2 separate regions of the Homo sapiens genome follow, and region 2 is linked to region 1. The links are chromatin loops, found by intact Hi-C in ENCODE. Cell type or tissue: Calu3. All regions are shown on one strand. Each heading gives the region's core, and the rest is flanking DNA. Links, peaks and the distances in the headings are about the cores only.

Region 1 (5,390 bases), core at 190-5,189:
AACAAATCAGACACGATGAGTTCAGCTTCTGGGCTTGGCTCAGTGAAAGGGAGAAAGAAGGCCAGAATGCCTACAGTCAGATGAATGATCCAGCTTCACAGTCATACATGAACCTGGCTCACCCACCTGAGCCAAGCTCCCTGTCTCAGTTTGGTGAAATGCTTCCTTCCCTCTCCAAGGCAAAGCAGCCTGGGACTCAAGTGGCCATGCCAGTCATCAGACCACATGCGCACTCTGCACTTTCACTTTGGTGGTCTGGGATGTGGACGGAGAGCAAAGAAATTAGACTTGAGGACACACCCAGTAAATAGCCTTCAAATTTACCTAACAGTTATATCTATAAAATTATTTTTGAGGCCCAAATGTTGGAGAAAAATGAGGGCTTTGGCAACAGATTGGCTTGGCTCAGTCTCATTTCTGCAACTTGTTGTGTGCCCTCACATAAACTGTAGAACCTTTCTGCATTCCCTTATTTCTAAACTGGCGATACACTCTACCGAATTTTAATAACTGTTAACCTCAGTGGAATACTTATTATGTGCTAGATTCTATGCTGAATTCTATACATTCATTATTTAACTTAATTGTCAATGAAGGAAGTAATATAATTGTCACAATTTTATGGTAAATTGAAGACCAGAGAGATTAAGTTGCATGTCCAAAGCCAAACAGCCAGCCAGGACTCAAAACCAGGCACTGGACCTCAAGCATGTTCCCATGACTATGCTATATATCCTATAGGATGGCTGGGACAATTAAAATATTTATGAATATATTACACACCTTGCACAAAAAGTATCAGCTGCCCCCATTATTTAACTTGACCTTCATGAACAACCTGTAAAACTAGCAGAGTAAGAGCAGGACACAGCAGCTTAGCGCAGCAAAAGAAATTGTTCGGTCTCCGCAGACTATAAGCACCATGAGAACAAGGGCCATTCTCTTACTCATTTATGTATCTCTAGAATTTAACTGGATTTTTGGCACATAGTAGGTGGTGAATCAACAAATACCAAACTAAAATAGCAAAGTGAGGTTTCAAGCCACACTTTCTGATGCAATTACTTCCATGACATATGCTTTAATTTGCATTCGTTTATCCTTCAAGTTTACAGAAATGGCCAAGTAGCCAAACACTTACTTCAGTAGCATTTCTAGGATCCCTAAACTTAATGCATAATCACTGATCACATGACATGTAAATCATTTCTAATCTGTTTGCAAAAGGCAAACCATTCAGATTTATTACAAATGTAAATATTTTCTTTCAAGAATAGGTGAGCGTTCTAGATGCAACTGGCAGCACAATTTTCTTACGTGCTTTATATATTCAAATTCTGTCAGGTATAAATATATACATTTATTGTTGCAATTTTAAATTACTACAAAAATCAATAATTATGATGGCTGTCAATTTTATGTTAAAAAACAAAAATGAAGACATTTCAATTAGTTAAAAATTAAGGGAAAAAATAGTTATATCTATATTAACAGTCAATATTTTAGCCAGTTAACTTTAGGAATATCTGCTGGTAGCAAATTATAAAAATTTCAGTAATAACACAAGACAGAATAATGCAGACTGAATTATGTTCCTAACCTTTGGAGAATTGTTTGGTATACTAGAATTCATAACATTAAACAAAATAACCTTTAAAAACTCACTGAAATTTTAGTTATTTAGCTTCACATAGGTTTTGGGTCTTTCAAGGAAACACATAACTCTTCAGCAGTGCCTTTATCTTGTGAGCATGAATGCTAATAACAGCATCGACACTGACAGTGCAAAATTTCACAAGGAGGAAAAACTCCAAAACCATGCTCAACAACATTCATGAAATACCAGATTCAATAAAGGATCAAAAGGTTTGAAGAAAAGAATAACATATCACAGAAAAATAAGATCCCCAAAATAATCTCACTCCTTCACTGATTTTGGCTGAAAGTGAGTTTCATTTAGAATGGGAGAGTTTGCACTGTGGAGGAAACAAGAAGCTATCAGGTAGCTGATAGTATTCAAATTGCTGCTTCTGTATCATAATGCCAAATTTTAAGTTAGTGACTGCTTTTTCAAATGTAACCCTGGAGAAAATTGTTAAAATTTTAGGTAAAAGTGCTGCTTTATTTGTACGTCCCCAAACTTCCATCTTATAATGAATGGCATACTTGACCTCAGCCTCCAGCCTTACACAACCAGTGAGGATATTCTGTCTGCCAGCTCTGTTGTACTTGGCCACAGAGCAGGAAAAAGGCTTGCCAAAGAAAATGGGAACCCTTGCTAAAAGCAAGGGTCAGGGACCAGTTCATAAAGAAAACCTCTTTTGTTCCCCCTGTTTTAGTGGATGCCTTCCCAGTTGGTAAACAAATCTGCTTCTGGAAATGGATTTTCTAAAGCTTGAATGGCCTTCCTTTGGCATTCACTTACTTGACCCCCAGAGCAGCCCTTCGGAAAGGGACACAGATCAGGTGGTATCCTGGAATTGCTCAGTGGATAGACAGGGCACAAGTTATGGCATGTGACTGCCTGCAGACTTCTCTAGTTAGTCTGTCCGCCCCAAGGACCATTTCGAACCTAGTTCTTGCTAATTCTTTGACTTGTCCCCAAGAGGAATCCTCATTCTGGATCATGTCATTCCATGCCTGGGGAATCCAGTAACTTCTGTCTCTTCAAATCCCTTCTACTCTGATTACTATGCTGTCATTTATCCTCATGTGTATACAAAACTTCTACTCATGTGGGAAATTGCATATAGTATCACGTTTAACCAAAAAAAAAAAAAAAGAGGATGCAAAACTGTATATGCACTAAGAACTCAATTTTGTAAAAACTAAATAAACAAATGCCTTGAAAAAGGAAAAAAAAAGGTACCAAAATGTTATCAAGGTTTAAAAATGTTAAAAATAATCAAAATCAGAAAAAATGGCTCTGTTACATTAATTCTACTTCACATTTTCTTAACTTGAGCAAATTCATCCATACATGCTCCTTTTCACTGTGAAGCTTTAGAGCCACAGTGAAATCATAAAACTTGGTGCTTTGACACTTAAAGCAGTGACAATGATTACATTCTTGTCCTCTGAGTTATTTCACTTTTTGTATCTTTATGCAAACAGGTTTTCTTGCCAAACAGGTTGTTCATACTAGGAGAATACAGACTGTGTTTTATTTAATCTCTGTTCCCCATAGATCCCAGCACCTTTGACCCAAGGTAACTAATCTTTATTAGTAATTGCTTGGTTACTTGGGAAAGGAGCATTCAGTTGGCTTTGTCAGCTTTCTTAGTTCTTGTCTGGTTAAAAGAGCAAGTGCTTTCAGGTCAGATAACTCTGGATTTTAATATCAGCTCTGCTGCTTTCTGACATCTTGGGGAAATTTTCAAACTTTTCTGATAATCTATTTCCTCATATCTATAATGAGTATGAAATAAACACTTTATGGAGTTTTTGGGAAAATTTAATGAAAAATATATCCAAAACAATCACCACTCATATTGGTCAGTTTTCTTTCTTTTTCCTTCTCTTCTGTGTGTTGCTTCTTGTCCTTATCCTGTCAGGAACTGTCAAGTAAAGAAGAATCACCAATCAATGCAATCATTTGTCTCACAGAAAATAAACTTGACCCTGTTAGTTTGTGGGTAGCCTGTGTTGTCTTGAAATTACTTAGTTTGGATGATTGAGAAGTAGATGTTTTTGGGAGAGTGAGAATAGAGTATTTCTGTGACCATGAGAATATGGATTTCCCTGAGATGAGTTAGAGGTGCTTATCAGAGTCTTGAGATTCCTTCAATTATAGACTAAATTTTAAGGTTATAATTAGAGCCTGTAGCTCCAGCCTTGGCCACCATTTCTGATTAAACTCGGTGGCCAAGAAGAGAACTGCATAATGGGAGAACAGCCCGAGGCATTCTGCATCCAAATGGATCTCTAACACCCTGTCTACATCTCATCCATGGATCCTCATTGTCATAGCCTCAGTTCGGGCCTTCCTAAGATCTCAAATAGTGTCCAGGCTTGCCTTGTTCCCCTCCCTACTTCATATGGTGACTTCCCCAAGAGCAGCATTGAAGAGAAGTCTACATAGATCCATGTGTTCCATTAAGACCTGCCCCTTTCCCAACCATGATGCCATTCATGGAAGTTTATAAAGGAAGCCTCCAGAACCCCTCCTATTCTCAAAAAAATGATTACCACAAACCTCAGTACCACTCATATTACCTACACAAACTAAGAGACCAGTCCTGAGAGGCTGGCACTCTCAGAGAACTAACTCATCCTTCTTCCCCTGGATGACCACAGGAGCAATCACATCATGCTGTTGGGCCATGCTCTTGTGGCAGTGAACATCACTTCATCTGGCCCAATCTTCCACCCTTCCTGGAGACTCTCCCAACACTTGTGCCCTCTAGAACTCATGCCCTATCACCTACCAATACCCCTTCATTCTAACCTCTTCACTGAATGTCCCTTCATCTTCTTTCTCTAACTGAAACTGGGATATGGTTCCTCAAGCTATGGCTCTTTCATTTCTTCCTTAAAAATCTGTACTATAGTCTTCAAGATAGTGTAAATTTCCTCTATGATCTTTGTTGCTGCTTCCAGACCTTGTTTCCTCTGTCCTTTGAAGCATATGCCATCAGACTATGTAGTCATCAACATCCAGGGCATTCACCTTCATTTACTGAAAATTTTAGTATGGTATTTCTGTCATCTTTCTGGAAGATTTCATTATCAATGTAGATGGCTTGCCAACACCAGGCCACTCAGTTCAATGACCTGTTCACTTTCCATAATCTTTCCCTCTGCTTGATTCCTATGGTTGTACTTCACTGTAAGAGAACACTCTCCAAAATCCTAATTTCAAACATCCCCCATCACCTCTATTCTACTCATAGATTTTGCTTGGGCACCATTTTTGTCCTCCTTACTGGATTATTCCCTTTAGTTTACAATACACTCTAATGTGACCCATCTTAAATTTGTCTTTCATGTGACCACCTTGAATCCCTCTCCAACTCCTACCTTAGTTTTTTATGAAACCAATGATGATTCCCAAATTCTCATTTCCAAATCTGGTCCAGCCTGTGAGTTTACTTCACACCAGGGTATTCCCACTTACTTAACATTTCCACTTGAATGTCTATACACATTTTGTGCCACACTGAATTCTTTATTCTTGCCTGGACTTCTTTACCCTCCCATATACCTGCTTTTATTCTAGTGTGCTTCATCTCAGTAAACAGGGCCACTATTCAGGCAGTTGCTTATGCCAAGGACTTATGAGTCTTCTCTGATTCCTCTATTCCTTTCATTCCCACATTAAAGCACTAAAAAAAAGAAGGAGCTGCTATGGTTTGGCTGTGTCCTCACCTCAATCTCATCTTCAATTGTAG
Region 2 (5,390 bases), core at 73-5,072, 51 kb after region 1:
TATAAAGACACATGCACATGTATGTTTATTGCGGCATTATTCACAATAGTAAAGACTTGGAACCAACCCAAATGTCCAACAATGATAGACTGGATTAAGAAAATGTGGCACATATACACCATGGAATACTATGCAGCCATAAAAAATGATGAGTTCATGTCCTTTGTAGGGACATGGATGAAATTGGAAATCATCCTTCTCAGTAAACTATCACAAGAACAAAAAACCAAACACCGCATATTCTCACTCATAGGTGGGAATTGAACAATGAGAACACATGGACACAGGAAGGGAAATATCACACTCTGGGGACTGTTGTGGGGTGGGGGGAGGGGGGAGGGATAGCATCAGGAGATATACCTAATGCTAGATGACGAGTTAGTGGGTGCAGCGCACCAGCATGGCACATGTATACATATGTAACTAACCTGCACATTGTGCACATGTACCCTAAAACTTAAAGTATAATAATAATAAATAAAAAATAATAATAAATTTTTAAAAAGTGGTTTATTTTGAGCCAATATGAGTGACCATGGCTTGGGGAAACACAAAGTGTGATGGAGGAAGTCAGGTTATAATGTGGTTTTGTACATTTCTGGGAGACAGGAATTGCAGGTAAAATAATAAATCAATACATGAGAGTTATATATTGGTTTGGCCCTAAAAAGTGGGACATCTCAAAACAGGAACTTACAAGGCAAAGATGGCTTTTAGGGATTCTTTAGTTGGCAATTGGTTGAAAGGGTTAAGCTTTATCAAAAAACTTTAAGTCAGCAGAAAGGAATGCCCAAGTTAAGATAAGGCGGTTTGTTACCTGGCATGTGATGCCAAACTAGGGTCAGATTGGAAGTAAGCCACACTACACTGGACCAAAAAAATCTGTTTAAGGAGATTTTATGGCTTATAAGGTGTTAAGTTTTCCCAGACCCATTGAAAAGGATTTTGAGCCAGGAAAAAAGGTCAGAGTTCAGTCTTCACAAGCTTTCAGTACTGTGTGAATTTTTCCTTCCTCAGCCTCAAACTTCACCAATTTTTTTATGGGATGGAACTTTTCAGAGTGTACTCTGCTAAAGTTCTGCCCTTTATATGTCCTAATTGAGCTCTGAGATTTATCGTCCCTGCCTTAGAATTGAAAAGTGGAATGTGGAAGGAAGACTGAAGGATAAAGACAGTACTAATCTTTTAGGTACTGGTCCTAGTTCTTAAGTCTGCAGGAGATGATAAGGAATGAAAGAAACACCTACTATTTCGTTAAATATTGAACCAGGGCATGGCACAAACTGATCTTTTTTTAAGTATTATATTGAGTATGGACGCATTAGAAATCCTAACAGTAACGTGTCTATAAATTCCAGTTTCTAATTCTGGGAATTTTCTCTTATTCTGCTTCCTTATGAGTATTTTAGTGAGAAGCTGGGAGAATCTGCATTGGGAGCTACTTACCAAGCAGCATTCTGAAGAAGAATTTTATAATGATGGTTGTTAGTAACCCTTTCGTAAAGATGGTCAAAATCATCAAATCATCATGCATTGATCGGTAAGTAACCTTAAGTATTGTCCAGTCCAGTGCATATACCTGAGATATGGATCTAAAATTTTAGAGAAGACTCTAAAATTTCACTCTCAGCCCCTCTCTCTACTCCTTGCTATAGGTCAGGGCTGCATCTGCAATGTCTCAGGGAAGTTGGGTCCTGATTGTCCTGACAGCTTTCCTCAGGGATCCTGGTGCATTCTGTCACATCTCACAGTTGCATCCTCTGTTCACACCAGGAAATGAATTCGTGTCTCTACCTTTCCTTTCCTCCTCATTCCCCCTCCCTCCCCAACTCCCACCACCCCCAGCAAAACATGCTAATCTCTGACAAAATTATTTCCCATTCATAATTATTTCCATTCACACTTGCAACATTCATATGAGAAAGGGTAAGAAGAAAAGTTGAGGCAGATCCTTGAGCTCAGTTGTAGGAAAAGCAAGTGAAGTGACACATTTGTTTATCTGTGTACATTTCCATGTTCCTCTTCTCAATTAGACATGGGGATGGTGCTTAGGTTCTCAGGCTCGTGTGCTCTCTGTGTGTTCTTTCTGTCTCTCTCTCCCTCATTCTCTTTCTTTCTCTCTGTCTCTGTGTCTCATACACACATACATACACACAAAGAGTTATTAAGGATTGCCTATCCCTGTCATGACCTTGACTGTCTTATCAGAGCAGAATAAAGTATCCAGTGGATCGTAATCCAAAGTGCACGGGATGTTAATATATCTTACATGGAAGCAAAGAACAGTCTCTTAAACAACAACGAATGGTGGTAGAAAGAGGCATGATGGCAAAATACATTTAGGAAATGGTGATTAAGCAGGAACAGTCCTGGTAGCAGGACTATGCTAATATGCCTTGAGATGCTCCCAACCAGGGTGGAATGAACAATGCTTCCTAATTTATTGAACCATGAATACCTCACAGGGATTGGGGCTTTTGCCCAGGACAATCATTTTTCAAAGCAGTGGACTAAATATCTTCCCCAGTTTCCCCCAAACCTTCTATATTTTTGGACTTTAGAATGAGAAAGAGCTGCATTTAAAACCAGATTAAGCTACTTGCTAGCTATGTGACCTCTGGCATGTTGTTAAATCATGCTAAGCTTCAGTTTCCTTTTCTACAAGAATTTAAATAATAATATGTGTTTCATTGGTTATTGTGAGCATTAAATGATAAAAATTTCACTCAAGTACCTAGTAGAATGCTTTATTCCTTTTCCCTGAAGCAAACATTTCTGATTAAAAATTTTCAGATATAATAAATTTGGTTGACCCTGCTCAACACACAGATGTCCAACAAGCAGCTAGTCTTTGAAGAAAATCTCCCATGCTCCCTCAGACCTCTATGTATTTGCCAAGGTGCCTAGACACTTCATATACTGAACATTTGTGCTACAGCATTGAAAACGATGCTAAAAGGTAGAGGCCCTGGTGAACAATAACAGCACTTATGGGTGTCAGCTTCTCAGATCAACATCTACAAACCCACAAGGCCCCTACAGAGGGAAGTGGCTGAGAGATCCTCTGTGTGGGGCCAGCACTCGGGGGCAGATTTTAAATTCTTACTCTACAACTCACTGGGTGGGGATAGGGTGACCAGTTCTTCCTTGTCCGCCCAAGTCATTCCTGATTTCAGCATTGAAAGTCCTGCATTTCAGCAACCCCTCAGTCCCAGGCAAGAGGGAAAATTGGTTCATCCTAGATGGGGATCTGAGGCCCATCATTAAACTCCTGAAGTCTTGGTATCCCATGTGAAGATAGGGGTCTAAGCCAAACAACCTCCAGCAACCATTCGGGGGCTCAACTTTGATGTTCTGGGACTTTTTTTTTTTTTTTTTTGAGACAGAATCTGGCTGTTGCTGCCCCAGCTGGAGTACAATGGTGCAATCTCAGCTCACTACAACCTCAGCCTCCCGGGTTCTCACAATTCTCCTGTCTCAGCCTCCAGAGTAGCTGAGATTACAGGCGCCCGCCACCATGCCTGGCTAATTTTTGTATTTTTAGTAGAGACAGAGTTTCACCATGTTGGCCAGGCTGGTCCCCAACTCCTGACCTCAGGTGATCCACTAGTCTTGGCCTCCCAAAGTGCTGGGATTACAGGCGTGAGCCACCGCACCCAGCTGGGACTTTTTTTGTTGTTGTTGCAAACTAGAAAAGAATTCAAGTTTGTCAGGGCTCAGAACACGGTACCCCAAAAAGGATGGTGCTTTCGTATGTGGAATATTTTTAGCTGAAGGAGATTGGAAACATCTCAGAAGCAAGAAATTCTCTGATCTTCTCCTCAGACATACACCTCTTTCTCTTTTCCTCATCTCTCCCTGAAGTTGAGTCATAGAAACTAGAACTCCTCCCCGCTAAAGCAAGCCATAAAACCTGGGAAGGTAACTCTCTGACCTCCTCTTGTTTCCCTTGAAGGTTCTCATGTGACAGGCGTCCTACTCCATTCCTGGGGAGCAGTGGTGGGGAAAGGAATATCATACGGACATGCAGGAAACAGTCTGAAGAAACAAGCCTTGCAAAATTCCCCCCAGTTTACCATTAGATCATATCCTTTTTGTACAATCACATTTCTCTACAACTATCTGCTTCTTTCATCAGACTTAGCATAAAAATATAGTTTTCCCTGGGTGTTGGAGTCTTCATTTCTGTTGGCCCCTGTGCCACCTAAAACTTTGTACATAAATTTATTATGCTTTTCTCTTGTTAATCTAGCTGTTGTTTTAGCGGTGTCAGCTGTGGACCTTGTAATGGGTGAAGAAAAGATATTACTTTTTCCTCCTTACATGTTCTAGCAGAATTTATGAATATAGACAGGATATAAAGTGATTTACTTTCAAGAAAACCTCGTTGGCTTGTGCTCATCAGCATGATGGTTTAGAATAAAGCCTTGATCCTATGACGACTGCTCTGTGACACTGGACAATTCCCCTAGCCTTTGCATACTTTGTTTATGGAGACTGATTGATGTATAAAACTCTTTAGCGTACTACCTAGTACCTTGTAAGTACTAGATTTTAAAAGTATGTATGTATGTGTTATTATGTACTCACTGATCAATCAAATATTTATTGAGCAATAACTGTGTGCCAGGCACTGGGGATACAATTCTTGCTCTCATTATATGGAAGTGTTCACTGAGAAGTCCATGCACAGTTTGAATAGTATTAGAATATCCAATCTTAAGGTTGCTATAATTCACTCCCTACCATCCAATGATTGAATCCACTTCACATATTACCCCAAGGGGTCTCCCAGGCTCTGCAGGACATGTGAATGGAAATGGGGATCACTCCACTTTCCAAGACAGCTGATTCAAATGTAGAGGCTATGGTGGTGGTATCATCTCCCTGCCTTCAAGGGAATCCATACCTCCAACACTGCAGATTTTGCCTCGCAAAAATAACTGGCATGTGCATGTCAAATACCCTTGACCCATGTTAAAAATCACAGCCAGCATATTCCTTCCTATCTTTTTTTAACAGTAATTCATAGCCAAGACATTATCTTTACCACCTTTCCTTTTGTGTGGTACCACTAGGGACCTCTGCCCTTCTTTTGTGTCAAATAGAGCTGATGCCACAATTTCTGACTTGATTAACTACAATGTCCACATGGCTGTTTGATTAACTGCAAAGTCCGCTTGCCCTCCTGCACAGCAAGGACTTCCCGTTATCATCATAGGATGCAGCAGAGAGTGTTTATGCTCACATCAGCGGTGAGGTCCGCTTCCCTAGGGGACAAGGTAGCTGTTTACTGCTGTGGAGCCAGAACAACAGAAGGAGAGCCGTTGTCCTTTGCTTATTCAGGGTCCTCATGGCCTCCATCAAAAGGAGCCCCAGGATTTCTATCT

What was found. Hi-C counts contacts between places; a loop is a spot of excess contacts. Peaks named below come from ENCODE experiments on the same cell type or tissue, not always from the same donor. Only the 100,000 strongest peaks of a DNase experiment are listed, where the experiment ranks them.
Region 2: a loop joins it to region 1, with 5 times the contacts of the local background. A loop is called at or near these places in 2 of 110 quality-filtered maps.

Annotation. Positions count from the first base shown.
Region 1 is chr7:31,547,593-31,552,982 of GRCh38, reverse strand. It overlaps ITPRID1 (ITPR interacting domain containing 1), which reads right to left. Exons shown (of 15, transcript NM_001257967.3): 2 at 3,484-3,557. Among named protein-coding and RNA genes, the nearest start is that of ITPRID1, 36 kb to the right of the region's middle. In Calu3, for the core only: no CTCF peak of the experiment used is centred there; DNase peaks (open chromatin) are centred at 2,402 and 3,182.
Region 2 is chr7:31,496,295-31,501,684 of GRCh38, reverse strand. No RefSeq gene overlaps it. Among named protein-coding and RNA genes, the nearest start is that of ITPRID1, 15 kb to the left of the region's middle. In Calu3, for the core only: no CTCF peak of the experiment used is centred there; DNase peaks (open chromatin) are centred at 837, 3,084 and 3,962.